2 separate regions of the Homo sapiens genome follow, and region 1 is linked to region 2. A link is an interaction called in ENCODE POLR2A ChIA-PET data of the cell type or tissue named here. Cell type or tissue: MCF 10A. All regions are shown on one strand. Region 1 overlaps MBNL1 (muscleblind like splicing regulator 1). Region 2 overlaps MBNL1 (muscleblind like splicing regulator 1).

Evidence for each region. Peaks named below come from ENCODE experiments on the same cell type or tissue, not always from the same donor. Only the 100,000 strongest peaks of a DNase experiment are listed, where the experiment ranks them.
Region 1: POLR2A ChIA-PET joins it to region 2 with 12 read pairs; 8 of 35 experiments call an interaction of 5 or more read pairs at or near these places.

What each region holds. Positions count from the first base shown.
Region 1 is chr3:152,357,905-152,360,404 of GRCh38, reverse strand. All of the region lies in intron 2 of MBNL1 (muscleblind like splicing regulator 1), which reads right to left. Among named protein-coding and RNA genes, the nearest start is that of MBNL1-AS1, 90 kb to the right of the region's middle. In MCF 10A, no CTCF peak of the experiment used is centred here; no DNase peak of the experiment used is centred here.
Region 2 is chr3:152,298,161-152,300,660 of GRCh38, reverse strand. It overlaps MBNL1 (muscleblind like splicing regulator 1), which reads right to left. Exons shown (of 10, transcript NM_021038.5): 2 at 294-1,256. The coding sequence starts at 467. Among named protein-coding and RNA genes, the nearest start is that of MBNL1-AS1, 30 kb to the right of the region's middle. In MCF 10A, no CTCF peak of the experiment used is centred here; DNase peaks (open chromatin) are centred at 1,540 and 1,860.

The DNA.
Region 1 (2,500 bases), 60 kb before region 2:
AATGAAAACAATTAAAATTTTTATTAACATTACCAAGATAATTATTAAACGGGTATATGATTTTCAGCTATCATTAATCTTAACCACGAAGGTTTGGGATAAGGGTGTGGGGCTTTTGTTATGATTGGTTTAACAAGGAAGCTGCTTTTCCTTTAAAATATGAAAGATTTATTGGAGGAGGGAAAAACGACAGGACTACTAACCTGATTATAAGCACAGACCAAAGACCTATTCAAGACACGTTAGGCTGAAGATACTAAAAAAGTGACAGAACAAGGATATCACAAATTAGGATGATTAAACATTTGGAAATCATCAGAGACCTGGCCAAGGTATGTGGTTGACATGACAAAGCCAAAAGAATATACTGAAGACTTGTCTAACAGGTATCCTGGGCAAAGCTGAACAGAGAGGAAAAAGCCCAATGTTTTCAAAAGGCAGTAAGTATAATTTTTAAATCTCACTTGTAAATAGCTTCTGTGTATTATTGTGCTTTGTATTTTATAGTGAGACTGGTCTAACTGCAGATGAAGAAAAGATAGGCACCATAAAACAGGGATGATTTACCTAATGTCTGAACTCTCTCCTAGCTTTTAAAACCACTATGAATCACTGAGGAATTTTCTATCTGAATAGAAGAAAGGGCCTGGAGCACCTATGCTCACATGTAGCAATCACATTAATTAACACCATCAGAGATATCTAGAACCATCCCTTATCTTTTATTATACTCCTCTCTCAAATCCCAGAATGAAAATCCTGGGATTCTCAAATCTTGGCCTCTCCAGGAATGTGCAGGAGCCAGCTTACACTGGCTGGCAATAGCTGATTGGGAGCATCTCTTCTTACCTCCACATTTAGTGATTTCACTTAGGTAGCTTTAAGTCTGTGATATTAGTGCCTGCACCACAGAAATCAGCAAACCTGACAAATCAGTGTCTCCTTCCCCACCCCCATAAGAGCAGGTTGGTAAACATTTACCAGGATACCACTGGATCCATCTCACCTAGACAGTCAGGAGTCAACTAAGAATTGTGTGATAAATAATAGATGGAATTTTAGACTTGAATAATATTTAAATAAAAATTATGTGAGAAATGGAGATACTATTTTTTAAATTTTAGTTTGGCAATCTGTTGATAAGCAAATCCATTTGGATTCTCCTTTTAAATCAAATGACTTGAAACTTACTAGGTCAAAATACATATAGTTTCTTCTGCTAGTGACAGCAAAGAAGAATGCAAAAACAATTTCTTGCTTATACATGTAGTTAAACTCAAATAATATAATAGGCATATAAACTTAAATTGTGTTATTTCAGGGATATAAGGTTTTAATCTTCAGGGAAATAATTAGTCATTGTTCATAAGCAGTAAATCTAGCTTTTGAATGAGTCAAACTGTTTCCCCTTCAAGGGAAATTAATTGTTAATGTACTTTTAAGCAACTGATATCTTCCTAAAGCATGTGTATTTATTACTTTAAAAACCAGATGAGGCTGGGCACGGTGGCTCATACCTGTAATTCCCGCACTTTGGGAGGCCAAGGTGGGAAGATCACTTGAGCCCAGGAGTTTGAGACCAGCCTGGGCAACATAGTGAGACCCCATCTCTATTAAAATAATAATAATAATAATAGTAATAATAATAATGTCCACAACATTTCCTTTGTAATTCAGAGGTTAACTGATGTGAATCCCTTAGTTACTTTTTTAGAAAAGATAGTTAAACTAGTGCTTCCTTATGTAATCCATAATCAGGGAAGAAGCAAAGCATGCTTTAGCAACATGAATAAAAGGAAAAAATGAAAAACAGAATGTCATCAGTTGGATATCTCAATTCATTCTCCTTAACAGCAAAGGAAATAGATCTAGTTGCAGGGAAAACTAATTGAACTGGATATTTAACAGTAAATGAAATACATATTTTTCAAATATTTCTTGCTCTCTTTTCTATCCTTTATCCTAATGAGTCACTTATCATTTATTGTCTTTTTTTCTCTCACATACCAGGACTACACAATTCTCAAGAAGCCAATGATTTAACATTACCATCACTATCTTCATCAACACATTTATGTTTAAATATGAATAAAAATGAGAAGTACCTTTAATAAAATATCACTAATCAAAGATAATAACATATTTATAAGAAGTGAATAAACTTTTATATGACTTCAAAACTTCAGAAATCATAATTTGTCTTTTAAGCTTAAAAAAATCTCTCTTTATACACATTTCGCTCTTCATGGGATACCTGAAACTGTCCTCACTGATGTAGTGTGTAAAATTTAGAAGACTAAAATTAACAAACCCCCTTTTTCTTAAATACGTCCTACAAGCATACTCATTCCTTAATTTATACACACACAGACACAGATACACGCACGTGCGTGCGCACACACACACACACACCCTTCTAACTTCATTTTGACCTTTTCAAGTGTGTTCTGCTCCATGGACCCCTGAAATCCCCATATTTATTTCAATGAGTTTTCTTCCT
Region 2 (2,500 bases):
ATTTCCAGGGACAGACAGACACTTTGCCATTACTAAGTGAAAAATATGTCAACACTTTCTGCCCTAGCAAAAAAAAACATGCAGTGAAAGGACTGATAAAGTTATTCATAACAAAGTTTGGCCAGACTTGATTCTACTGCTTCTCGTAAAGTTCCCCAGCCCAACATCATCAACACACTGTATAACTAAACTATGAACAAAGCAATCCATAATCCCATATGCAGAGAACTGTATGTCCATATACCCCTCATTCAATCATTGAATATCCTTAAAAGAATATAATAGTTACTCACTTTCAATGAATCAAAGCAGGCGATTACTCGTCCATTTTCAACTTGGCAGCTTTTCGAAGGATGTGCAAATTTACATTCCGTGTCTGGCCGTGAGCAAGTCCCCCTCTGGAACTCTCTACATACTTCCAGTGTTAGCCATTTTGTGTCCCGAATTGGTGTGACACTAACAGCCATGTTTAGATTTTACAGGTAGTTAAATGTTTCAGTGAAACCAACAAACCCAACCCCCCCAAAAAAGAGCAACAACCAAAAAAAAAAAGCTGAACTGATGATGAAAATGTCCCCTCAAAATACTTTTCCCCACTCCCTGCTTTAAAAGTACATGGAAAATTGTGTCGTCAATATCAAGGAAAAGATCTCCCACTAGAAATTCACAGCATGAAACTGTTAATTCAAAGAGGTTTTGGTTTTTAGAGAAATACTAGGATTGTAAGTAGATGAACGTTTAAAAGTAGGGCCTGGTATCAGCCTTGTGCTCTCAGTAACCCCTTCCCAGTGCCAATTTGGAGCCCAAAATGCAAGCATGAAAACGTGGCAGACCCTTCGACACCGAATTTCCAAGCTGCTTTCAGCAAAGTTGTCTGAAAGGGAATCTCCTCACAGCTGAATTTGCAATGGAGTTTGGTGGTGCAATCGGTATTGATTAGTTTGGCATAGACAGATGCAGCAGTTTAGAGCAAAATCGAGAAAATGATTTTTTTTTTCCTCCTTGATTTCCTGGCAGAAGATATCTTACTTTTTCAGCAAACTTTTCTTTTAACACTAAAGCAGCCTAGGGCAATGCCAGATACTTAGAGCTTTTCTCTTGATTATAAGTAGAAATGGGGGTGTCTGGGCTAGAGGTGGAGGGTGGATGTGCTGTCGTCACAGTCTAGCTGGCAGCAAGCAAGGCAAAAGCAGAGACTGCTCTAGAAGCGGTTCCAAGCAGCAGAGACGTCAGGAAAGGCACTTCTTAGTACCAACCTGTAGAAAAAAGAGATAGGTTAAGATTTACTAAGTAGCACTTCACTGATGTCCTACAGTATCACAACCTTGCCATGTGATACCAGACTAAGTAATATTCAAGTCAGCCTCTCTCTCTCTCTCCCACACATACATACACAAAATACTTACAGTGAGGCATATTGCAGCCAGCCATCGTAGATTTATTAAAAAAAGGGGCCGTTTCCCCTTGTGAAGCAATGCATGATAGAGAGATAACCAATCACAGATAGTGTTGCAGCAATATTCTGGGCAGAAAGCCAATAGTGTGGGTTGTCTTATGAAAGGTCGCGCCTGTCAGACGTTCATTACTATGCTATAAGCACAGAAAATGTCCATCAGATGTGACTTATTCCACTGCAAGAGGACGAGCATGTGGGTTTTGAATTTACCCAACATGCAGTTAGTGGACTAAACCATGTTAGTTTCAAAACAGCTTCTCAGACAAGTCTAAGCACTTGAAGATCATTACCAGGGAATAAAAAGCAAGGTTTAAAAATTGCAGCTGACTTCCAAGCTGCTTTCCCTCCGGCTCTGCGCAGGGACGGGCACTGAACAGCCTGCTCCTGCTGTCCTGACACGTGAATAAAAAAGGAAAGGGGTGTTTACAAATGGTACATTCTCCTGACCTATCCAATTCACTTCCTTCTAAAGCCCAAGTCCTGCCCCTCCACTGAAAACAGCACTCATACTGTAAAACTATTCCATTGAGCCCGCAGACACTTTGTCAATATATCACAGGCAGGCAAGATATGAACAAAAGCATCCTTTATTCGTACATTTTTAAAGCAGAAGCTGAGGTCATGTGGGGAAAATAAGGAGTACAGTGTTGTCAGTGTGTCTGGTAAATCTGAAGTCAACCTCAAGGGAGAAAGTGATTCCATCGCAGAAACATTAAATATTAAGTGAGCAATTTGATTTGAGCAGCGTGATGCACTTCAGAAGTACAATTCCAAACAAAGCTGGAGGGTGGGGGATGAGGGATCCCCTGTTGCCTGATGATCAGTTAACTCAGCACCACAAGACTACTTCTTAGAGCAGGGCATTTTTACTTTTAACAACTTACTTTTTCTATCAGGATTTTTCTTCTTTATTTTTTGTTTGAATGTTGCCAATGAGGAAAACAAGGCTTTAAAAAGTAAAATTTTCACATTTTAAAGAGGCAATGACACAGTATGATAACTAGTATTTGATGATACTTCTTCATGAGCCAAAATTGCTCTATT